Linked DNA regions of Homo sapiens: regions 2, 3, 4, 5 and 6 are each linked to region 1. A link is a loop called in an ENCODE intact Hi-C map of the cell type or tissue named here. Cell type or tissue: chondrocyte. All regions are shown on one strand.

The links. Peaks named below come from ENCODE experiments on the same cell type or tissue, not always from the same donor. Only the 100,000 strongest peaks of a DNase experiment are listed, where the experiment ranks them.
Region 2: a loop joins it to region 1, with 7 times the contacts of the local background. A loop is called at or near these places in 50 of 110 quality-filtered maps.
Region 3: a loop joins it to region 1, with 2.7 times the contacts of the local background. A loop is called at or near these places in 10 of 110 quality-filtered maps.
Region 4: it touches region 1 in a loop (3-fold over the local background); 54 of 110 quality-filtered maps call a loop at or near these places.
Region 5: a loop joins it to region 1, with 11 times the contacts of the local background. A loop is called at or near these places in 8 of 110 quality-filtered maps.
Region 6: it touches region 1 in a loop (3-fold over the local background); 11 of 110 quality-filtered maps call a loop at or near these places.

What each region holds. Positions count from the first base shown.
Region 1 is chr2:96,506,597-96,510,596 of GRCh38, forward strand. It overlaps a transcript of NEURL3 not described here. Among named protein-coding and RNA genes, the nearest start is that of NEURL3, 3.2 kb to the left of the region's middle. RefSeq lists a silencer at 1,520-1,859. In chondrocyte, CTCF peaks have their summits at 1,651 (motif pointing left), 1,905, 2,987 (motif pointing left) and 3,225; no DNase peak of the experiment used is centred here.
Region 2 is chr2:96,136,841-96,140,840 of GRCh38, forward strand. ASTL (astacin like metalloendopeptidase) reads right to left here and starts at 1,662. Exons shown (of 9, transcript NM_001002036.4): 1 at 1,542-1,662; 2 at 735-860. The coding sequence starts at 1,596. RefSeq lists an enhancer at 1,517-1,586 and a silencer at 2,477-2,566. In chondrocyte, CTCF peaks have their summits at 2,028 (motif pointing right) and 2,234; DNase peaks (open chromatin) are centred at 881 and 1,901.
Region 3 is chr2:96,319,876-96,323,875 of GRCh38, forward strand. No RefSeq gene overlaps it. Among named protein-coding and RNA genes, the nearest start is that of ITPRIPL1, 3.4 kb to the right of the region's middle. RefSeq lists an enhancer at 950-1,059 and a silencer at 2,010-2,269. In chondrocyte, no CTCF peak of the experiment used is centred here; a DNase peak (open chromatin) is centred at 1,982.
Region 4 is chr2:96,303,684-96,307,683 of GRCh38, forward strand. SNRNP200 (small nuclear ribonucleoprotein U5 subunit 200) reads right to left here and starts at 1,863. Exons shown (of 45, transcript NM_014014.5): 1 at 1,710-1,863; 2 at 1,022-1,185. The coding sequence starts at 1,754. RefSeq lists enhancers at 1,728-2,022, 2,272-2,351, 2,944-3,572. In chondrocyte, no CTCF peak of the experiment used is centred here; a DNase peak (open chromatin) is centred at 1,988.
Region 5 is chr2:95,990,986-95,994,985 of GRCh38, forward strand. It overlaps ANKRD36C (ankyrin repeat domain 36C), which reads right to left and starts at 839. Exons shown (of 88, transcript NM_001393982.1): 1 at 527-839. The coding sequence starts at 723. RefSeq lists silencers at 976-1,025, 1,056-1,115, 1,476-1,655. In chondrocyte, a CTCF peak has its summit at 2,036 (motif pointing right); no DNase peak of the experiment used is centred here.
Region 6 is chr2:96,333,681-96,337,680 of GRCh38, forward strand. It overlaps NCAPH (non-SMC condensin I complex subunit H), which reads left to right and starts at 2,086. Exons shown (of 18, transcript NM_015341.5): 1 at 2,086-2,168. The coding sequence starts at 2,150. RefSeq lists enhancers at 1,559-2,400, 2,401-3,242 and a silencer at 2,161-2,480. In chondrocyte, no CTCF peak of the experiment used is centred here; DNase peaks (open chromatin) are centred at 2,146 and 2,321.

The DNA of each region.
Region 1 (4,000 bases):
CCCCAGATCAAGGCCACAATCAGTGACTGCTCGGCTAAGGGATGGCTAGTGCCAGGTACGTCTCCACCTTAGTGCAGGCTGCCTTGGGTGGTTCCCCAGAGCGCTGCAGCCATGCATCTTGTTAATAAATCACACTCTCATGAGAGGTATGTATGGCATCTTATTAGGGAAGTCAACTCTGAGCCTCAGACTGTCTGGAAAATTACCTGGCAAGCTATGGCCCTCAGGCCACCCAAAGCCAGCAGGCTGGGGTGGTATAGTTGCATCAGTGGGACCTTGGGCCATGAGGCAGCTGGGGGGCAGAGGAGGTCATTCTGAGGAGCTAAAAAACCTGCCTAAAGCCTCCCGTCCAGGGTACAGGCATACCCGCCACACACTCTGTGTTTGTTTATTGAACAAACTGCCAGGGTTCAGGACATGCCACCCCAAAATATGGCACTTTGGCATTTAAGAAAACAGCAGAAGCAGGAAGGCCTCGCTCACCTTCCCTTTGCCCGAATCCCCTGAAGTAGGGCCATGAGGCCATAAGACCCATCCTTACCTCTGAAGACACAGGGACAGAGAGAAGAATCTGAACAGGCTGGCCGACTCTCCCCGGTTTATTACCCCTTCCCCCTTTAGCCAATCACTTCTCCACGATGCCCACTCTTCATGAAACCAACGCATAAAAATACATGTCCCCATTTCTTTGGGTCTTCATTTCCAAAGGCCCCTGTGTCATGTAAAATTTACATGAAATAAATTTGTGTGCTTTTCTCTTGTTGACCTGTCTTTTGTTATAGGTGTCCTAGCCATGAACCGAGCAATGGGTGGGGAAAGATTTTACTTTTGTACTTTTCCTCCCCTGCAGAATGCTACCGTTTTTGTTGTTGTTGTTGTTGTTTTTGAGAGGGAGTCTCGCTCTGTGGCCCAGACTGGAGTGCAGTGGCACGATCTCGGCTCACTGCAACCTCTGCCTCCCAGGTTCAAGCAACTCTCCTGCCTCAGCCTCCCAAGTAGCTGGGACTGTGGCGCTCTCCATGATGCCCAGTTAATTTTTGTATTTTTAGTAGAGATGAGGTTTCACCATGTTGGCCAGGATGGTCTCGATCTACTGACCTCGTGATCCACCCGCCTCGGCCTCCCAAAGTGCTGGGATTACAGGCGTGAGCCACCGCTCCTGGCCCGGAATGCTACCGTTCTAAGTCCAGAACTTACCTGACAGTCCTCATGGCAACTCCTCAAAAAGGTCCTGTTTATTGTAATCATTTCCATTATACACGTGGGGAAACTGAGGCACACGACAGTTACGCAGCTTGTTCAGCTCACTAGGCATGACGTGACAGGCTGGGATTGGCCCAGGTATCGTGGCTGGAGACCGTCTGCCTTGCGCCCCTCCACGGCCACTCGCCGCGGAGACTCCGCCCCTTGGAAGTGCCCCCTAATTAGGAATATCTCCTCCACTGGACTGCGCGGGCACAGAGCAGGAGATTTGTAGATAGGCCTAACTTGCTGCTGAGTGTCAGGTTGAGGCTGCCCCGCAGTAGATGTCACCCGCCAGCCCCGCTGCAAACCTTTGCTCTGAGAGGGGCGGGCCCGTGCCCTCAAGCGCGGGGCGGTCTCCGCTGTGCAGAGACTGAGGCGGCCCCTGCTGGCGGCGGTCAGTACTGCAGGAGGCGCCGAGGGCCCGGGAGCCCCCAAAGCCGGGAGGGGCGCCCCAGAGGGAGGTGAGCGGCGCCGAGGCTCACTATACCGCAGCTCCCACACACCCGTCTCCCAGGGTGGGTGGTAGCCTCACTGGGACCCCTCTGTTGCAGTCGGCCTCTCTTGCCCAGAGCCCCATCACTACACATGTCTTCACGCAGGTTATCTCTCAAGACTCAACCCGCGCTCCGGGAAGAGCCTGGCACACGAGGAAGCCACTGCTGCCCCGCGCCCACTCCAGCGTGCGGCCCAGCGGGACCGGGAGCCCAGCCCAACCTGGGGCACTGTCAGGCAGCCCGGTCCCTCGTGGGCCCTGCCATTAAGGCCCAGGGACGCCTACCTATGACACTTGCCAGCCCTCATCCGTTCCCCGCCGGGCCAAAATCTCAGAGGGCAGGGGCTGCCCTGCCTAGAAACCAGCCCCAGAACATCAGGGCCGCGGGCGCTGTGGGCGGTCGGCCAGGGCGCGCAGGGGCCAAACAGGGCAGCGTTGGGAGCTTTTGCACAAGGCACCCCTCTGCCAGCCTCATGGCCCAGCCATGCCACCCCCGTGAACCAAGTGTGCTGGCCCACAGCAGCGCTCTGCACAACAGCCCCAGCCTGGAAACAAGCGAATGTCCACTGCTGTCCACCTCACACTCAGCTGGGGGAGCTGAACTGCTCAGATCCCCGGGAATGCAGGGCCCATTCCCCGGAGGCCAAGGCCAGTGTCCCACCCACACCCAGTCCAGGCCTATGCTTCCCCGGGTCTGCCGCCTAAGCAGCCCTGTCCCTGATCTCTGTCTCAGAGGCTGCTCCCGGCCCAGCTTCCCACAACCATCAGCAGGACCTAAACTGCCACATATGCGCGCCATGGAATACTGTGCCAATGACAACAAATTACTGCTACCTGCAACGACGAGGATAAACCTCACAGCCGTGAGGCTGATGTAAGGGAAGACCCAAAGAGCACCGCGTGCTGCCATTCATAGGAAGTTCAGGCAAAACCCATCCGTGGTGTTCGAAGCAGGACAAGGCTGCCTTTGGGAGGTAGTGATCGGCAGGGACACGGGAAGCCTCTGGGGAGCTGGAAACGTCCTGCACCTTGATCGTGGTCACACAGGTGTGTAGATGTACAAAAAAACCCTTCCAATCGGACCCTCAAATCATACATAAATTGCGTCTTCGTGTTATGTTGGCTAAGCCCTTCCAGCCCTAACAATGTCGTTCTGGCGGAGCTGGTGAGTCAGGGAGCATCCACGCCGCCTGGGAAGACCGGCTCTGGAGGCTGGAGGGCTTGACCAGCACTGCCACCCGGTGGCCGGCAGCGGAACTGACCACAGGCCTGGTGCCCTGGAGGGAATGGGCCACAAACGCTCCGCCAGGACTGCACCTGTGTCCTAGGCGCCGCCCTCAGCCACCAAGTCGGCCTGCCTCTCGAGCACCCAACAACTCCAACAAGCCCTCTGGACCAATAGCTGCAGCCCCCACGGGGCCTTGGGGGTGGGAGGGAGGAGAGGGAGGCCAGCCTGTAGCACAGTACCAGCCCAGAGTTATTAACAGGTCTGTGCTGTCACTTCCGCTCTGCTGCGGTCCTCCTGGGTCCTGATTCTGCCGAGCGCCTCCACAGCCTTCCTCCCTCCTGGTTCTCCCCGCCAGCAGCCAGCACGGGAGCGCCCACTGGGCATGAATGGGGAGCCTGCCAGAGAGGGGAGCTGGGGGAGAGAGGCACAGCTTCCAGGCCTGGCGTGGCTGCTCATGCCTGTGCGTGAGGGAAGGGTCAAGGGAAAGGTGTGCCCTCTCTTCTTTTGGTTTCTTGTTTTCCTTTTTCCCGTGCCCCCTCACCCCATACACAACTGTCAGGGTGTCTGTCCTGGAAAGACACCTGGTACCTGCCCTGGTGGTGCCTGCCCTGTGTGGGGTGTGTGTATGCGTGTGCATGCGTGTGCATGTGTGCATGCATGTGTGTTCAACAGGAATTGATTTAGTGCCTGCTATGTGCCAAGCACTGTCCCAGTTCTGGGTAACCAGAGATTGAAGGAAACCCAATCCTCATCCTTCAGCCACTTTGTGCATGCCCTGGAATTTAGGTAAGTGCTACAAGAGGGCCAAACTGAGGGCTGGGAAAACCAGCGGTGTCGAGGGGTTGTTATGCCCAGGGAATGGGTGAAGGTTTTGTGGAAGAAGAGTTATTAAAATTGTGCCCTGAAAGGTAAATAGGATTTCAACAGCCAAGAAAGGAATGAAAGGCATTTCAGGGAGAAGGAATACACACACAAAAGCATAGGAAAGGAGACATGATCTGTGCTGTATGGTTGTATCAGGTAGGATTAGGATT
Region 2 (4,000 bases), 370 kb before region 1:
TGAGCCTGACTTTTGTTTTTTGTTTTTTGTGAGATGCTCTGTCGCCCAGGCTGGAGTGCAGTGGCGCAATCTCAGCTCACTGCAAGCTCCGCCTCCCAGGTTCATGCCATTCTCCTGCCTCAGCCTCCTGAGTAGCTGGGACTACAGGCGCCCGCCACCACGCCCGGCTAATTTTTGTATTTTTGGTGGGGACGGGGTTTCACTGTGTTAGCCAGGATGGTCTCGATCTCCTGACCTCATGATCTGCCCGCCTCAGCCTCCCAAAGTGCTGGGACTACAGGCGAGAGCCACCGCACCCAGCTGAGCTTCAGACTTCTTAATCACACCTGCAGACAGTCCTGCACAGGGTGGCTGACAATCTCAGACTGCGACTAACCGCTTAGCTCCACGCCCAGGCCCTTTAAGAGCTTGGTTTTTCTTATAAAAGTAACAATCCACTAAGAAAGATACAAAAAGAAAGAGTAGACTTAAGCAATTGCCCATAGAATTTCCACCCATTCACACCTGTAGTCCCAGCTGCTCGGGAGGCAGAGGCAGGAAGATCACTTAAGGCCAGGAGTTCAAGACCAGCCGGGGCAATATAGCAACACCACTCCATCTCTTAAAAACCACTTAGAGCCCAGAGTAAGCTGGTCCATTTCCTCCCAGGCTCTGCATTTCTGAGTGTTCGGTGTGGTTTTCACACTACATAACGTCGTGCCCCTCCAGGCCGTGAGAAGATGTAGTGCCCTCACCTTGGTTAATTGCAGGAATGTCCTTGTCCCCGGAGGCCTGGGTTCCCTCAGGGGTGAGGCCATCTGGGAAGCTGGTACCACAGGCTCCTGCGCAGCTGGAGGCCAGGGGCGCTCCTAGGATCACACCTGGTCCAGACAGACAGGGGCATACACAGATGCCTGGAGCACCCACCGGTGAGACCAGACAGCAGGACATGGGGTGGGTGTGGGGGATCAGACGGTAAGACTCAGTCCCTAGGAAGAGTAGGCTCCAGCACAAAGCCAAGGAGCCTTCCCAGCCTCCCTGCTCAACCCCAACTGGTGCCAAGGTCTAGATGACCTCAGGGAAGGAGCTCCCTTAGGGGGACCAAAAGGGACCATGTGCCCCACCTATGAGGTAGAGGAGGGGCAGGAAGGAAGGAGGCAGGACAGACCTCGGGTTCTGACGCCCGTGACGGGCAGGGCCAGCCTCAGACCCCACCTTATGACTCTCTCTCAGCCCAGGCTCTTGGACAATGGGCTCAGCCTGGATGACTCCCTGCCTGACCAGGCTGGAGTGGGGACTTACAGCCTACCCCCACCCCAAGACAAGTAGGCCTGGGGCACAACACTTATCTTCTGCCAGGCAGGCCCTCTGCTTCCAGGGCCTTCAGGAGGCCTCCCCTTGGCCCCCCAGGAGCTGACTTCTAGAATAACCCTGGAGAGCTCTGTGCTCTGAGCTACTGAGCTCAGCTACAATCCCTGCAGGCTCCAGCCACAACCTTCTAGCCTCTCCCCAGCTTTCTCCAGGCTGGAGCCAGCAGCAGGAGGGACAGGCAGCCAGCTTACCTGGCAAGGAGAGCAGACCCAGCACCCAAGGCCAGAGACCCCCTACACCCTCCATGGTAGAGCCCTGCTGCCCCTTCAGCAAACAAGACCAAGCCCCAGCAAGACACAGTAACCTAATTGCAGAACCGGCACCACCACCCCCTCTTAAATAGCAGCTGCTCCACCTCCCACCTTGCTCCCCTCAACCGCCTCCACCTGCAGCCCCGCCCCAACCACCTCCACCTGCAGCCCCGCCCCAACCATCTCCACCTGCAGCCCCGCCCCAACCACCTCCACCTGCAGCCCCGCCCCAACCAGCTCCACCTGCAGCCCCGCCCCAACCAGCTCTACCGGCAGCGCCACCCAAACCAGGTCTACTGGCAGCCCCTCCGATGCCTACCTGTGGTTCCCACCCCAGCCCAGTCCCCTTCCTGGCTGTAGCAGGTGAAAGACAGGAGGGGCCCGCTTGGGAGTGTGGCTCTTCTGAGGTTCCTTCCTGCCTCCAGGGGGCAGAGAAACATCGCAGAAAGTTGCTCCAGGCCTAGCTGAGGCCCCAGCCCAGGTATAGACCTATTCCTCCAGCGAGGGAGACCCCCTTTCCTACCCCGGCCTGTGCTTAGACATGGGGAAAGCTGCCTGAGACCCTGGGGCGCCCCCCGTGTATCTCCGGAAGGAGGAAAAGGTCACTGCACTTTCACAAGCTTTTATTTTAGTACACATATAGAAAAGTTCACTATCACAAGCACAGGGCTCCAGGAAATTTCACAAACTGAACAGTGTGCAGCACCCTAGAAAGCCTGCCATGTGGGAAAGGTGGAACCCCCAGATGCCCAGAGCCTCGCAGGGAGTCCACCCCCTAATCCCACAGCAGCTGGCATGATCAGTCAGTATTTATTCCCATTTCACAGATTTGGAAATTTAAACTCCTTACCTATATCCCCCCTCCTCCATACCCCTGAGCCCCAGAGCCAGGTCACTCAGGGCCCCACCTGGATTGAAATCCCAGAGGCGGAGCATGTCAGCGCTGGGCAGCATTTGGGGACACCCCCACAGTCACCTGCACCCAGTGAAGGGAAGCGACAGAGCCAAGAAGAATAGCTATTGTCCACAAGGACCTTTCAGCATTCCCACTGTGCCTGGAATCCAGAGCTTCTCCAAAGATAGGAATCAGAATCACAGGGAGACCATGATGGAGGCAGACGCCCTGCTGCCAGGGCAGGGTATTGACAGATGTCAGGATACACACCATGGATATGCTAGTTAGCTTGTTGTGGTCATCATTTCACAAGGTATGCATATGTCAAAACATCACGTTGTATACTTAAACATATACTACTTTTATTTGTCGATTATGCCTCAGTAAACCTAGAAAAAATAAGTAAAATAAAGAATAGGACCCATCAAAAAACAAATGCACAAGGCTGACCACTTAAGATGAGTGTTCAGGAGGGCGCGGTGGCTCACGCCTATAATCCCAGCACTTTGGGAGGCCAAGGCAGGTGGATCACGAGGTCAGGAATTCAAGACCAGACTGGCCACCATGGTGAAACCCCATCTCTACTAAAAGAATACAAAAATTAGCTGGGCACGGTGGCGGGCACCTGTAATCCCACCTACTCGGGAGGCTGAGGCAGGTGAATCACTTGAACCCAGAGGTGGAGTTTGCAATGAGCCAAAATCGCGCCACTGCACTCTAGCCCGGGGGACAGAGTGAGACTCCATCTCAAAAAAAAAGATGAATGTTCAGTAAAAAAAAATAAAGTAGACCGGGCGCAGTGGCTCATGCCTGTAATCCCAGCATTTTGGGAGGCCAAGGCAGGCAGATTACTTGAGGTCAGGAGTTCGAGACCAGCCTAGCCAACACGGTGAAACCCCATCTCTACTAAAAATACAAAAATTAGCCAGAAATCCCTTGAACTCAGGAGGCAGAGGTTGCAGTGAGCCAAGATTGTGCCACTGCACTCCAGCCTGGGCAACAGAGTGAGACTCTGTCTCAAAAAACAAAAGAATTAAAATAATGATAAGAAATAATCACCCTGCTTGGGGAGAGAAACAGAGTCTTTATTAGGACATGCAGTTGGTCTGAGGATATTTTGCTGAGCGAAACAAGCCAGTCACAAAAAGACAAATCCTGCATGCTTCTACCTCCAAGAGGTGTCTAGAGTAGCCCAGTGCACAGGGACGGAAAGTGGAACGGAGCTCACAAGGGGCTGGGGACTGGGGAGGGGAGTTATCATTTAATAGGTATAGGATTTCAGGTTCGCAAGATGAAAAAGCTCTGGATATCTGTGCACAACGATGTGAATACACTTTACTAAACACTTGATAATGGTAAAGATGACCAATTTTATGTTGCATTTTTTACCACAATTAAAAGTTTAAAAATTTAATAAATAGGAAAGAAGGAAAGGAGGAAAAGAGAGAGAAAGAGAAGGGCAGTTTGCTAGATGACAAGCTATAAAAAGCACGGGGAAGGAAGG
Region 3 (4,000 bases), 190 kb before region 1:
ATTGATATGCTATTCAGATTTTTTTTCCATTTTGTGGAGAACGGGGTCTTGCTATGTTGCCCAGGCAGGTCTCAAACTCCTGAGTTCAAGCTATTTTCCTACCTCTGCCTCCTTAAGTGTTGGGATTACAGTGTGAGCCACCGTGCCCAGTGCTATTCTTTTTTTTTTCTTTCTTTTTCTTTTTTTTTTTTTTCTGAGACAAAGTCTTGCTCTTTTGCCCAGACTGGAGTGCAGTGGCACAGTCTCAGCTCACTGCAACCTCCGCCTCCTGGGTTCAAGTGATTCTTCTGCCTCAGCCTCCCCAGTAGCTGGGATTACAGGCACCCACCACTACACCCAGCTAATTTTTGTATTTTTAGTAGAGATGGAGTTTCACCATGTTGGCCAGGCTGGTCTTGAACTCCTGAGCTCAGGCAATCTGCCCGCCTCGGCCTCCCATAGTGCTGGGATTACAGGCATGAGCCACCGCACCCGGTCCAGATTTATTAAGCAATAGTGGTGCATTTCATGCACAGGTATCAGCTAGTCTAGTAATAATTCTCCTCCACAAATCATTGGGAAAAAGGCGGCAATTTTGTACTTTTCCTTTATGTTCAGAAGCATCAGCAATATACAACTCAATGTCTACACAGGTCTTTGTTACACAGCATGAGTCACAAAATGTTTGCCACCAGAGCAGGATAAGTTTTTGAGCTTGTAATAGCAAGAAACTGGTTTGAAGAAAATCTTGCAGTTATAAAATAAAGTGATTTTTTTTGAAATGTGTTGTTGAGAGAAGTGATTTGTCATGTAGTTATTTATTGTATCAGTTATTTTGCCTGGTTACCCTGATATCCCACCTCTAACCTCAAAACTAAACATTTTATTTGAGATCTGTTTATTTGCTTCTCTGATTCTTGGCCATATATCTAATTTCTACATCCTCTTGGTCAGGATTTCGTGTGCATCTTAAGCTTGCTTCCGGTAAGTTATCCCCAACTGCCAAACATCTTATACAAAAAGAAGGTACAGTCTCTATCCCACCGCAAACTCTCTCCTATTTCTCATAGCTGGATCATCCTGTCACTCACTCATTTCATAACACTTAGCACTTGCACACCAGGAATTAAGCTAGGTCTAATTTTGGTCTTTGCCCTTAAGGATCCCAGTGTGATGCTGTAAGGACCCAGTGAACACTGTTGAGCCCAGGAGCGAGGTGACTAATCCGTGAGCCAGGTGCTCTAAATATACAGTAAAGGGCCATTTAATTTTTGCACCAACCTTAAAAGAGAAGGACTTTTGTCGTCATGTTTGCCAGATTAGGAAGCTGAGGCTCAGGGAGGTTCGGAACCTTGCCGGACCGAGTTGGCAGGAGGCGAGACGAGGCTCTAAGCCCTGCTCCCAGAGCTCTTTCTCCCCCATCAAGCTGCGTCCACGCGGTTAGGAAGCATCGCTTGGGCCCTGGGGGATGGGCAGCGGCAAAGGAGAGCTTTTTCCTGTCCGCTCGGGGAAGAGCGCCCAGGGGAAAGGGGTTGTGGGTCCCGGCACGCGGCACTACGCTCCCCGTCCCCCGCCTCGTCTTTCTTCGGCTCGGCCCGTGGGGCTTCCGCCGCCCTGGGCTTGCAGCTGGGACTCATTTCCAGATCGGTCGAAGGCAGGTCTTCCTTCTAGGGACCGGTAGCTCAGAGGAAGGACCGGCGGCAACCGCTGCCCTGTCCGAAAGTGCGTCTCCTTTTTCATTCCGAAATGAAATTCGTAGTTGGTTAAAACGGGGCTTGCCAGCACGATTTACAAACAAGACGAGCGCTCGCTGCAATCACATGAGGAGAAAAGGAAAGGACTAATTCATAATGCGGTCACTAGAGCCTCGATGTGCCCAGGGGAGCGCCCGCCGAGCGCCAGCGGGAACAGCGCATCGCGGACGCTGCAGGGAGTGTGGCCCCTCCGCAGGCGCGTGCACAGGCTCGCATTCTGGAGGGCAGCGCATCTCAGCCGTGCGCCCGGTCCTTGCCACCCCAAACTCCGGCAGCGAACAACGCGTCCTGGGGGCGGCCCCGCGGCTGCTCTTGGAGGCGGCGGAAAAGGCGCGTCCGCGGCTTGGGGGACGGAGGCGGGGTCGGGGGCGAAGGGAGGCGGCTCCTGGGGCCCAGAAAGCTGGCGAGGATGAGGAACCTCCCCCCACCTCCACTCCCAGCTCTCCGAACCGTGAAGACACTGCCCCGGCGCAAAGCGTCTCTAGCGGTCCTAGGCGCACCTGTTTCTGTAGAAAACGTGTTTTGTGCTCACGAGGCACACGAGGGAGGGCTTTGGGCACACAGCCCATTCATACGCTGGACACTGCATGTTTATTTTTGTGAAAAGAATACCTCCTTATTGCTAGACACCTGCAATCAATCCCTCCACCCTCAGAAGATCACTGTAAACATTTAGGGATCCACCCTTTGAAACTTTTCCGAGGCATGTGATGCACAGACACACACACATAATGGGAGTAAGCCATAGCATGTTCTTTTTTTTTTTTTTTTCTTTTTTTGAGAAGGAGTTTTATTCTGTTGCCCAGGCTGGAGTGCAGTGGTGCGATCTCAGCTCACTGCAACCTCCACCTCCCGGATTCAAGCGATTCTCCTGCCTCAGCCTCCTGAGTAGCTGGGATCACCGGCATGCACCACCACGCCCAGCTAATTTTTTTTTTTTTTTTTTGTATTTTTAGTAGAGACGGGGTTTCACCGTGCTGGCCAGGCTGGTAGCTGGGATCACAGGCATGCACCGCCACACCCAGCTAATTTTTTTTTTTTTTTTTTTGTATTTTTAGTAGAGACGGGGTTTCACCATGCTGGCCAGGCTGGTCTCGAACTCCTGACCTCAGGTGATCTGCCTGCCTCGGCCTCCCAGAGTGCTGGGATTACAGGCGTGAGCCATCGCGCCTGTCCAGCAACCACTTTTAAAACAAATCCTTAACCATGAACACACATTTTTAAGCATATGGTTTTACAGATGCTGGTGAAAATGGGGAGAAAAGGGAACTCTGATATGCTGTTGGGTAAACTAGCACAGCTGCTATGGAGAATAACATGGAGGTTCCTCAGAAAACTACAAGTAGAACTACTCACATGATCTAGCAATCCCATTACTTAAAATCTATCCAAAGGAAAGGAAATCATTATATCAAAGAGAAATCTGCACCCTCATGTTTATAGCTGCACTATTCAGAATAGCCAATATGGAATTGACCTATGTGTCCAACAATAGATGAATGAATAAGGAAAACGTGGTATATGTACACAATGGAATGCTATTTGGCCATAAAAAAAAATGAAATCCTGTCATTTGCAGCAACTTGGATGGAATTGGAGGATATTAAGTGAAATAAGCCAGGCACAGAAAGATAAACACCACATGTTCTCAGTCACATGTGGAACCTAGAAAAAGTTGATGTAATAGAAGTAAAAGGTAGAACAGAGGATGCTAGAGGCTGGGAAGGGGAGGGGAAGGTGGTGATAGGGAGGGATTTGTTAAAGGATTCAAGATTATAGCCAGATGGGAGGACTAAGTACTAGGGTTTCACACCACTGTAGGTTGACTACAGTTAACAATAATAGACCAGGCATGGTGGCTCATGCCTGTAATCCCAGCACTTTGGGAGGCCAAGGTGGGCAGATTGCTTGAGCTCAGGAGCTCGAGAACATGGTGAAACCCCCACTCTACTAAAATACAAAAAAATTGCCGGGCTTGGTGGTGTGTGCCTGTAATCCCAGCTATTTGGGAGGCTGAGGCAGGAAAACTGCTTGACCCAGGAGGTGGAGGTTGCAGTGAGCTGAGATGGTGCCACTGCACTCCAGCCTGGGTGACAGAGCAAGACTCCGTCACACACACACACAAAATAATAATAGTAATAATATATAGTTTCAAATAGCTAGAGGGAGGATTGAACCTTCCCAACACAAAGAAATGATAAATGTTTGAGATGATGGATATGCTAATTACCCTAATCTGAAATTATACATTGTATGTATGAAACATG
Region 4 (4,000 bases), 200 kb before region 1:
GTTCAAGACCAACCTGGCCAACATGGAGAAACCCTGTATCTACTAAATATACAAAAATTAGCCGGGCACAGTGGCGAGCGCCTGTAATCCCAGCTACTCAGGAGGCTGAGGCAGGAGAATCGCTTGAACCCGGGAGGTGGAGGTTGCCGTGAGAGAGATCACGCCACTGCACTCCAGCCTGGGTGACAGAGTGAGATTCCGTCTCAAAAAAAAAAAAAAAAAAAGTACAACCCTTCATACATTGTATGAGACTATTATATAATAGGATTTTGACTAGTTTTTCACCTCTCCAATGCATTTTCCCTTTCTAGCTAGAGAACCAAGCTCTAACAGAATCTACTGCCGTTGACTATCAACAAAGTATAACAAAACTGGAAAAGAAGATATAGCACAAAGTGGAGATAATGTATTAACTCATTTCAAACATAACTACTTTAATCAAACTAAGCCTAGGAATTTTGGAAACTTCATCATAGGAAAGGGAGCAAGACACCAAGATATTCAGGATCAAAAGATAATGATGAGGTAAAGGTAAGTTTTTGAAACATATCCCCAAGAAATCTTAAAAAAAAAAAATAAAGGAAAAAAATGCAAACTAAGAAAGAAACCTGTCTTTCATACTATGGATGCTTAAATTAGTTTGTTACAACAAAATAGGTAGAACGTGGACAAGAGTAAATGGAAAAAGTAGGGGTAGGAAGTTAGTAATGGGAAAAAAGGAAAACGAATTACTGGGACATAGGAATAGCAAGGGTCTTGAAAATACCCTGAAGAAAATTAAGATCTGTCTATGGACCAGAAACACACATGTAAGAAAAAGGTACCAACAAGTTATTTTCCACTTGAGATGCACTTGTTAAGGCCAAAAAATCTTTAAACTCTCCTGGTCTGTTTTTACCTTCACTGAATTGTTTTAATGCCACTGATCTTACACCAAGCATTCCAGCAAAAATGCTGCTCGAATGTTAAAGGGAAGAGACTTTGGATCTGAAGGAAAAAATAGTATCCCCTTGGCACTCACTTGGCTCTTCTTTCCTCCTGCATCTGCGGTTTGGTCCGTTGAGCCTTGTCTCCCATACGGGTGCCCTCCAGCTTCCCAACAAGGGACAGCACCTCTCCTGTGGGTTCATCCCGGCGGGTCCGGTCAATGAGAGAACGGTCAGCTTGGAGCACAAGATTCGAGTTCTGAAAAGATCAAAACATTATTGAAGCTTTGACATGAGCAGGGCCAATTCCTACTATCATAGTTACCCCAGCTGATGGAAAAAATCGTAGTAACTAGTTGCTTATCATCACTAATCGTAATAAAAATATATTTTCCTTAAGAATTGCATAGTATAACGCTGTGCAGAAGCGTACAGCTGAATAAGTCTTATGCGCTGTCGAATCAGCTAAACAATTCTTGTTCCTAACAGCGCCCATCATAACCCACACCTGTGAAAAGTAGTGAGTGGGTTGGGAGTGACGTGTGGAAGGGGGAGGGCTTAGCGTTGAAGGTACTCGAGAAACTCCTCCTAGAGAGATCTTAGCGCTCCCCAGACCCCAGTAGGTTATTCACGTCATCGTATAACCCCCACCTTCACCCCGATTCCATTTCCCCTTCGTTTTCGTGGCTCTCCTGTAGGCCTTCAGACTGAAACTCCCTTTTTCAGCCTCCCCCTCCCCATTGGACTCCTGAGCCTGGAATCCTTCCCCAAGACCAAACGCACCGCCTTGTACTCGTATTGCAGACTACGGGCGGTTACATCCGCCATGGCCGCGGCTGCTCGGAGGCTTCAGACCACCACGCCTCCCTACCGCAAGCTGCAAACGGCCGCAGATCTCTGCTCCCGCCGCGCCGGAACGACGCAGGAAAGACGCACTGGGGAAGGAAAAGAAACGGGTTCCCTTCCGCTTCCGGGTCGCGCCCCAGAAGTGCGGGGCGGGGCGTGTCTGGGGCGTGTCCCTGCCGTGTGCGCGCGGCTTTCCGCACCCTTCTGAGCGGGATATGTGGGCCTGGTGCGTCTGGGTCCCCGAATCCCTAGACCCCCGCACTCTGGTTCTGGCCGCCCGCTGGCACTAAGGACCCAGGGCCCGTGCTCTCCCCGACCTCAGTCTCCAGCCCCCGGCACCCCTCACATCATAACGAATGCACGGCTGCTTAGCCCCTGTCCTGTCCCAAGACCTTTCCTTCCGGTTCCTTCCTCTTTGGCAACAGTCCCATGAGGTAGGCAGGAAAAGAGGGGCCGAAAACCCCATTTCCGTTTGAGGTAACTAAAGTACCCAGCGAGCAAGGTGACTTGCGCGTGTGTCTGTGTTTGTGTGTTTTAATGATTGGCGCCTTGCTTTGGGTTTCTCTTCTGTGTTCAACAATTGAAAAAGAAAGCTACTATCCCCCACCAATCCCACCTAAACCTGTGCCCCCAAGACCCTCGTTTTCACCCAGCTGAACGAACAGGGCCGGGGCCCCCATTTGCTCCCACTTGTCGGTAACATTCTATGGTAGGGCCCTCCCTGCCGCCCAGGGAAACCGGTGAAGGCAGGGCCAAATCCTTGGTGACTATGACTTAATTTCTTCCCCAGCTACAAAGTCTTCTCTGTCCCACATTCCCCACCACTTCTCGCCAGTAGAATGGCGCCTTATGGCTGAAGGTGACCTCCCTCCTCACTTAGAGCATGTTTGCTTTTGAGAAGATGAATGAACAGGAGGATGGGTGTTAAGCCAAAGGAATTCATCCTCAATAGCAGTCCCCTAGACCAGATTTGTTCTGTAGTGGTATCGTGTTTGGCTCACTGTTGGCTCCTTCTTTAAAAATTGGGATAATTTCATGCAAACTCTGGCTCTCCCCCATCAGTTGAGATACTAGAAAATCAGCCACATGACACCCACACTGCTGCATGGCATGACCTGCTGCTGGTCAGCAGCTGCCAAGGTCAGAGAATAGGCAAGTCCTTCCCACTGCTCCTGTTTTCTCATGCCTGCCCATCTCCTTATTTTTACTTGCCCAGCCCCTGTAGGCATGGAGTTTGCTGCTTTGGTGGGTGTTTGTTTTTTTTTTAATAACTCGTCTTCCCAAGGGACAGTCGAGTCCTCATGGCTCTGCTCCTCAGTGGCTGTGTGACTTTGAAGTAGCTAGCTACCTGGCCTCTCGGTGAGCACCATTTTCCTCATCCTTAAAATTGAGGCAATTGGCTGGACACGCTGGCTCACGCCTGTAATCCCAGCACTCTGGGAGGCCAAGGCAGGCGGATCACTTGAGGTCAGGAGTTTGAGACCAGCCTGGCCCACATGGTGAAACCCTGTCACTACTAAAAATACAAAAATTAGCCAGGCGTGGTAGTGGGTGCCTGTAATCCCAGCTACTCAGGAGGCTGAGGCAGGAGAATCACTTGAACCTGGGAGGTGGAGGTTGCAGTGAGCCGAGATCAAACTCTGCACTCCAGCCTGGATGACAGAGTGAGACTCTTTGTCTTAAAAAAAAAAAAATTGAGGCAATAAAACCTTCCTCCCATTGTGATTAAATGGGATAGTGTGTTTAAAAGCACCTAGCAAAGTGCCTGACTCAAGGTGGGGTTCACTGAAAGTTATTGAAATCTGAATCCTTAAGGCTGACTTTTATTCCATGATCAGGCTGTGGCCCACCCACCTGACACGAAAGGGTCTCAAAGGTATTTCGGAGATTCCACTCTGTTTCTGTAGAAGTAGCATTCATGTTCACAGATGCAGCTGGGCTGTGGGCAAACCTGTGAAGCAAGAAAAAAAGGAAACTTTCCCCATCTTTTCTTTTCCTCTCTAATCAGGCTCTACCAAATGTAAATCCTGCATTTAGTCATTCAGATGGACTTATAAGTTTCCATAGTATGTTAGACCTGGTAGGAGCCTTAGAGATGGAGTAGTCTGGTTCCCTTATTTTCCACAAGAGGAGACTGCAGCCCTGGAACAATCGTCACACTAAAATGTAAATAAGGAAGAAAATAATTATGATTTTGAAAAGAAAACAACAGGCTGGGTGTGGTGGCT
Region 5 (4,000 bases), 520 kb before region 1:
GAAGTTTTGTTTTTGTTTTGCTGCTTGTGAAAATGACCTGGGTGCTCGCCCCTGCCAAGGTTTCCACATCCCAGGTGCGGCTGAGCCTGCCAGGAAAGAAAGTCCAGCCCCTTTGGTGACAGGACTCGCCCCCCTCACCTCTGCACCCCTTTCCGCCACCCCATTCACCCCCACACCTCACCCCCACCTCCAGTCCTCTATCCCATTGAACCCTCACCCCATCTCCCCACCCCACACCCCCTACCCCCCAAGCCTTCATTCCGTCCACCTCAGCCCATTCACACCCCCACCCCATGCACCCCCTACTCCCCACTCCCATCCCCCAACTCACTCCACACCCCGCCACCCCATATACCGCCACTCCCCAGGCCCCGCTCCACTCACTCCCACCCCAGCCAGGCACCCCCTAGCCCCCGTCCATACCCCGAGCCCCGGACCATCCGCCCCGCAGCCCTCAGCCTGGAAAGGGGTACTTCTCCACATCCACAGGCCTCCTCCCGCAGCCCCGGCTCCCGGCCCCCATTACCTTTCCTTCCTGTCTCTCTTATTGATGTCATAACGCGTGAGCAGAACGAACTTCAGTTCCTCCAGATCACGATAGAAGACAGCTCTGTGGATCCCCTTCAGATGATACGGTTTAATGGGGTATTGGGGAAATAAGAAGCCATCCGAGCACAAGCGGTCCCTGAGGGTGGGCCACCTCTTCGGCTCCTTGTCATCCATAATGGTCGGCTGCAAATTGTAGCCTGCAGCCGTATTTCAGCTCGCCTTCGGGGATCGCCGCCTCCGAAGAGCAACAACAGGCAAAGCAGTCTGTCCACGGACCTTCGCACAGACTCTCAGCGCCTCCCGCCTCTCAGCAGAAACGCCCAACAGAAGGGTTAGAACCAGCGAGCACGCGCACCTTAGCCGGCCCTGCCCAACAGGCCCGAGGCAGAGAAACCGCCCTAGCAGCTCTCGCGCGCCCAGTGCAGGCGGCGGTTGCTGCGGAGGTGCCGCGGGAGGGCGGGGCTCCCTGGAGCGCGAGGCGCGCCCTGCCCCAGGGCCTGTTTAACTGTCGCCCGCGCGCTCTTCTCTTCCACAGGCTCCCGACGCTCGGAGCCCCCCGCGCTGGGCCCTCTGCAGCCCAGGGATGGGGTTGAGTGGTGCTTCTCCGCCTAGTGCCACCGCTGGGCCCACAGCCCGACATCGCCACTGCGTCGCCCCCGGGGTCCGCGCTGATGGGTGCGAGGCGGGAGGACGGGATCTGGGGTTGCCACAGCTGCAGCCAGCGCACCACTTGCAGGCGGCACTGCAGCTCGGGCTCCGGCGGGGGCTGGCGGGGCTCCCGTGGGATGGCCTCCTGAGCCCTGAGTGCGCCGCCATCCGGCCGGAGGGTGCGCGCCTCCTGCACCCCCGGCCGAAGCCCATGCCCGGCGCTCCTGCCGCAGACTGCCTGACTTGCCGCGGCCAGGCTGGCCCCGGGGTCCGCGCGGCTGGAGGCGCAGGCCTGGTCGGGGATTCCCAATCCTCGGGGACCCCTGCTCCATGTGCTGGTGGCGGCTGCAGCTGCAGCGCCCGTGGGCTGACGTGGCTTCCCGGAGCTGCGGCCGGCCAGCGCCCAAGGGCCCACAGGCTGCGCTGCCCTTGCCAGCTGCTTCTGACCCGCGCCCGGAGCGCAGGACCTGGCGCTTGGCACTCTGCAGCCACCGGGATGAGGCTGAGCGCCGGTTTTCGGCCTCGTGGCGCCGCTGGGGCCACAGCCTGACTTCACCACCCCGTCGCCCAAGTCCTATGATGGGCAGGTGTGAGGAGGGGCAATCGGGGTTCCCAAGGCTGCTGCCTGCATGCCACTCCGTGAGGAAGTTGAAATACATGGTCTCTAAGATTCCTTCCAGCTCTTCACCTCATGAGACATATAAATCAAGTAACATTCGTTATTGTGATTAGAAAAGCTGCATTTACACACGTTAGCCACTAGATGGGGACGTGCGATTGTTACAATGCTGAAGGTTTCCCGTATTTCTTTATTTTTTATTTGGCCGCTAGAGGGCACGCCTGCACTGCACTTAAAGTTGACTACTTTCAAGGAAAGACAAAGGAATTCTTGGATTTCTCCATTTTCCTCATCACCTGTGCTTATCAGAGAATTCCAGGGGCAAGCTACCCTTTCCAATTCATCACTAACTTATAAACAAAATTCTAAGGAGTAAGGAATGCTTCTTACTTACTTCCTATAACATACGTAAGAATGAACGCTCAAAATAAAAGTAATTTATTTAAAACTTGTGTTGAGTAATTATAACTGCAAAATTTTTGCTCATGTTTTTCATATGCTGTTCATTTGCAAATTATTAGAAATCTACATATTCTGTTCATCTCAGCATTATTTATAACAGGGAAAAATTAGACACTAGCCAAAAATCTAAAAACAGGGAACAGTAAGGAAAAAGCAAATGGTTCTTTAAATCATCATCACTAAAAGTGGTTGTGACTTAAAATAATGACATAAAAGATGCTTCTACGTTGTTGAGTAAAACATCAAGATAAATTTAAAATTCTATTTCGAGCTTAACATATTCATTTAAAAAGAGAAAAGAAATTTTAGAGAGTTTATCTTGTTGGATTATCGGATGTTATTTTTCTCTTTTTAATGCCATATACTTTTCAAATTTTCAGTGGGCTGGTATTACTTTTGTATTTAAAAAAGAAAAATATAAGGAAAAAGAAACCTGTCACACACTTTCTAGTGGATTTTACTGATCAGTCATCTCTGTATTTCTGGCATCAGCAAACTGAGCCAGAAACTCAGTGCCTCCCATTTCTTTCTTTTTTTTTTTTTAGACGGAGTCTTGCTCTGTTGCCCAGGCTAGAGTTCAGTGGCTCAAACTTGGCTCGCTGCAACCTCTGCCTCCCCGGTTCAAGTGATTCTTCTGCCTCAGCCTCCCAATTAGCTGGGATTACAGGTGCCCGCCACCACACCCGGCTAATTTTTGTATTTTAGTAGAAACGGGGTTTCACCATCTTGACCAGGCTGGTCTCGACTCCTGACCTTGTGACCCACTGGCCTCTGCCTCCCAAAGTGCTGGGATTAACAGACCTGAGCCACCGCGCCAGGCCAAGTGCCTCCCATTTCTTGTATTCACCTTTAAAACTCCTGCAATGAAGGACTCCCTCCTCCCTCATCTAACCTATTATGTGTGTGGTGAGTTCTGACTATGATATCATTCCTGATGTGAAACCGAAGTCTCCCTCTTCTAATTCCATCCACTGGTTCAGTTCTGCCTTCTGACAGAGTCCACGCCAGACTTCACATTTCTCCCAATCGTCTTTGTCCTACAAGGGCTTTCTATTCTTCAAGCTAAAGAGATACCAGTGATTCCATTCATTCATTCAGTTAACATTTAGGGGCCACATCTTGTGCTATGTCCTGAGATTTGCCAATGAGCAGAGCTCAGAGTATTGAAAAGACAAACACATACACCAGGCATTTTACTATGCTGTGTTGTGTGCATGACAGGAGCACACAGGGCATGCAGGCACCAGTGAGAAGGGCCATTTACCAGACTTGAGAGGTCAGCAAAGGTACTCTGAGGAAACACCTTCTAAACTGAGAGCTGGAAAGAGTGAGACAGGAAAGCGTAAGAGGTAGCGTTCTGAGGAGGAAATCTCCGAGGTGGGACAGGGATGCGTGTGGAGAGAATGCCCTTCCCATCCCCACTCTTCATGAAGTCTGTACTCTATCAGGGTCTCTCTGCCCTGTGAGCTGCTTGAGGACAAAGACTGTTTTATAAAAATTTTTATTTCCTCCCTCTGTCTTCCTTGAACACCTAGCCCAGTGCCTGGAACATAAGAAACCATAATGAATTTTTGTTGGATGAGTGAAGAGTGCTGAGTAGAGCAGAAATGTCACATGCCTCAGTTTAAATATGGGTCATCAGTTTTCTTTCTTTTTTAACATAGAAGTCAAGACTTGATGATCTCTTACAGCTTCAAGATACCATTAAAGATATAATCATCC
Region 6 (4,000 bases), 170 kb before region 1:
GAGTGTGTGTGTGCAGAGGCCTGGGGGTAGGAGCAGGTGTGATGAGAGGAATCTGAAAAAAGGCCAGGGCAGCTGGAGGGCAGGGAGCAAGGGGAGCAAGGTCCCTGAGGAGGCTGGAGAGGCTGCAGGGGTGGGGAGGCTGGCAGGAAGACCCTTCCAGGACCTTGTAGGACGCTTAGAGGTTCCCAGGGTGGTGGAACCCCTGAAGTGTTATACTTCCGGGAGGAAGTGGTGGGGGACAAGTGGGAGTGACAGCTCAGATTTGGACTCCGCATACACTACTCAGGGCCTGAGGGGGGGCCAGAGCAGGCCAGTGAGAAGGTAATGTGGATGGAAGGAGAAAGGCAGGATTGGCAATTTTTAGGAGGTGAAAATAGCTTGCTTGATGATGGATTGTGTGGGGAGAGAAAGGGAGGGAATCCCCCAGGATGACTCCTGGGTGCTGATTTGGGTTCTTGGGTGGCTGATGGTATCATTTGCTGAGATAAACAGTGTCAACCTGTTTTCTCTAACCCACACAGCCTTACGCTGAAGATTTGAAGGTGGTCACTAGAAGAACAAGTTTATACGAACAACAGATAGGCTTAAAAAGTGGTTTTCAGCCAGGCGCAGTGGCTCATGCCTATAATCCTAACACTTTGAGAGGCCAAGGCGGGTGGATCACCTGAGGTCAGGAGTTCGAGACCAGCCTGACCAACATGGTGAAACCCCATCTCTACTAAAAATACAAAAATTAGCTGGGTGTGGTGGTGGGCGCCTGTAATCCCAGCTATTCAGGAGGCTGAGGCAGGAGAATCGCTTGAACTTGGGAGGTGGAGGTTGCAGTGAGCTGAGATCGTGCCATTGCACTCCAGCCTGGGCAACAAAGCAAGACTCTGTCTCAAAAAAAAAAAAAAAAAAAGTGGTTTTCAACAAAGGGTGGCACTTTTTGATTGCCAAAATGAGCGACAGCACTGATGGCATTTAGTGGGCAAATGATGTTACGGGGGCTTAAGAGCCCACAAAGAGGGCAAACATCCTATCATGCCAAGGATTGTTTCACCCTGAATGCCAACAGTGCCCTTGAAGAGAAACACTGTAAAAGATGCCAGATATGAGAGTTACAAGAAATTCTAGGATGTGCTGGGGATATTCCAGGGAATCACCCTGGCCTTTACTCCCATAATTCAATCCTTAGGGTTAGATGAAACTGAGGGGACAGATGGCATTTTATGCTTATTTCGCTTTTTCGACCTTTATTTATTTTTTGAAGGGTGGGGGGTGTTCACAGGAAGCTATTCACAAGAATCTGAATAAAACGATGGCCTTCATCTTACACTATATTAAATGTACATTTTGTACTATATTTAATGTATACATAGCATTTCTGCATCAGTTCTTCCCCACCTGGACCGCTCCTCATTCCCACGTAGGCTCCCGCTCCCCTCCGTCCCTCTTCCCGGAGGTTTTCAGCGTTTTGCTGCCCACACAGCACAGATCTCTAAGGGAAATAAACCTCGTTTTCTCGATCATCTGCCTCCCCATTATAAAGTAAATTCCACGGGCTGAGCGCGGTGGCTCACGCCTGTAATCCCAGCACTTCGGGAGGCCGAGGTGGGCGGATCACCTGAGGTCAGGAGTTCGAGACCAGCCTGGCCAACATGGTGAAACCCCGTCTCTACTAAAAACACAAAAATTGGCCAGGCGTGGTGGCAGGCGCCTGTAATCCCAGCTACTCGGGAGGCTGAGGCAGGAGAATCGCTTTAACCCAGGAGGCGGAGGTTGCAGTGAGCCAAGATCGCGCCACTGCACTCCAGTCTGGGGGACAAGAGCTAGACTTCGTCCCAAAAAAAAAAAAAAAAGAAAGTAAATTCCACGAAAGACGGGCCTTGCTCACCCTGCTCGACGCTGGGTTCCCAAGCCCAGTCCTGCACCTAGTCCTCGAAGGAGGGGGTTTTCATACTATTTCAGGGGGTCCACCGACCCCAAGAAGCCCAATCAGACGGGGTCCTCAACCCAAAACTCACTCTGACGCCGCCCGCGGAGGCCCGAGGTGGTCTGCGCAGGCGCGCTGCTGGCCCGGCCCGCCGGCGACGTCACGCGGCCGTTACGGCGCTCAGGCGTCTCGACGCGCGCGATTTAAAACCAGCTCAGGAGACGCCAAGGAAAGATGGGACCTCCCGGCCCAGGTGAGCCGGGCGGTCGGGAGGCGCGGCGGGAAGGGCCCCTAGCGAAGCAGTACTTCGGGCGGGCAGGGCTGGCGGGCTGGCCTGGGCGGGGAGAGAGGATATGCTCAGCTCGGGTCTTGGCCCTGCGGCTGACAGCAGAGGCCGGTGCGGGGGGAGGGGAGGGCCGGCGCGGGGCGGGCGGACCTTGTGCGCTCAGCCAATCAGAAAGCGGCTTCGGCCGGAGTCGGAGAGCGCGCGGGCCCTGCCTCACACTCCTCAGTTCCCGGGCGGGCGGTGGGGCGGCCTCCTCCTTGGGCTCCTAAAGCGTGCTCGGTGTCTCTCCATTAAAATGGTGGTTTTCCTGGAATAGACGTTATTTTCAGGGCTTTGGAAGCGATGTGGTTACCGTTGTATGCTTAGCATGCATGCATTTATTTTTGCATCTATTCAAAAGTACTGAGCTCTCCCGTTGGGCGAACAAAATTGATAATATCTCTATACTGTTGGAGTTGGGGAGACAGACAGTAAACAAAAGAAATAATTACACATGAGGCTGAGTGCTGTGATTGAGTATAGCAGAGTAGGGGTGGCTCCGCCAGGGGTTCAGGGAAGATCTTTAGGCAGATACTAGGGAACGTGTTTCAGGCAGAAGGAGCAAGTACAAAAATGAGGCAGGGAAGAGCCTGGCCTGGCCTAGGACCTGACCAGAACATTGTGACCAAGCTTAGTGAGGCCTGACACGTAGGCAGGGTCTGGAGGCCTTGGGTAAGAGATTTGGAAATTGAGTTACATTTTGGACATGGTATGTGTGACTTACGGGAGAGACTCAGGTGAAGGGATCTATAATCACTTAGGTGAGAATTTGGCTCTCAGGGGAGTTATATGGACCACTCAGGGAAGTGACCCATGGATTGAGAAATAAATTTGGATACCATTATCATATAGACCATTAGACCATAAAACCATGGGAACAGGTGAGAACACTAGGAAGGCCCTGCACATCTAGGACCAACGTTTAGAAGCTGGATAGAGAAGGATGAGCTGGAAAAACTCAAAAGACAGTGGTATAGGAAGAAGCCAAGAGTGTTTCAACAAGGAAGGGACTGTCAGCTGTTTCAAATGCTGCTGGATTCCAAGAGAAAGGCCAGAAAATGACCATAGGGTTTAGGCAACATGGAAGTTATAGATGATCACGAAAAGATAGTTCTCATGAAGTTGGAATAGGAACCAGACCAGAGTGGGTTGAAAAATGAGTGGGAAATGAGGAAGTAGACATAGGAAGTGTCTTTGAGCTCAGTAACCATCGGTTGAATGAATGGATGCATAATATCAAAGGCAAGGAGAGAAACCACGGAAAGAAGATTTGGAGAATTAAAGCATGCCTCTAATTCCAAGTTTAGTTTCTCTCTTAGACAAGGTTCTCCTTAAGTGCTTCCTATTTCTGTTAAGGTATCCTCTCCAAAGGTCCAGGTTCCTTCCTTAGCCTGTAGCCTACTGTGCTCACATCCAAATACTGTCCTCATAAGTCCTCTTGATTCAGTTTCTAAAAATGTCTCTTGCCTCCTCCCTTCCTATTTTTACTTTGTTGTTTTTTGTTTTTTGTTTTTTTTGAGACGGAGTCTCGCTCTATCGCCCAGGCTGGAGTGCAGTGGTGCAATCTCGGCCCACTGCAAGCTCCGCCTCCTGGGTTCACGCTATTCTCCTGCCTCAGCCTCCCGAGTAGCTGGGACTACAGGCTCCTGCCACCACGCCCAGCTAATTTTTTGTATTTTAGTAGGAACGGGGTTTCACCGTGTTAGTCAGGGTGGTCTCGATCTCCTGACCTTGTGATCTGCCCGCCTCAGCCTCCCAAA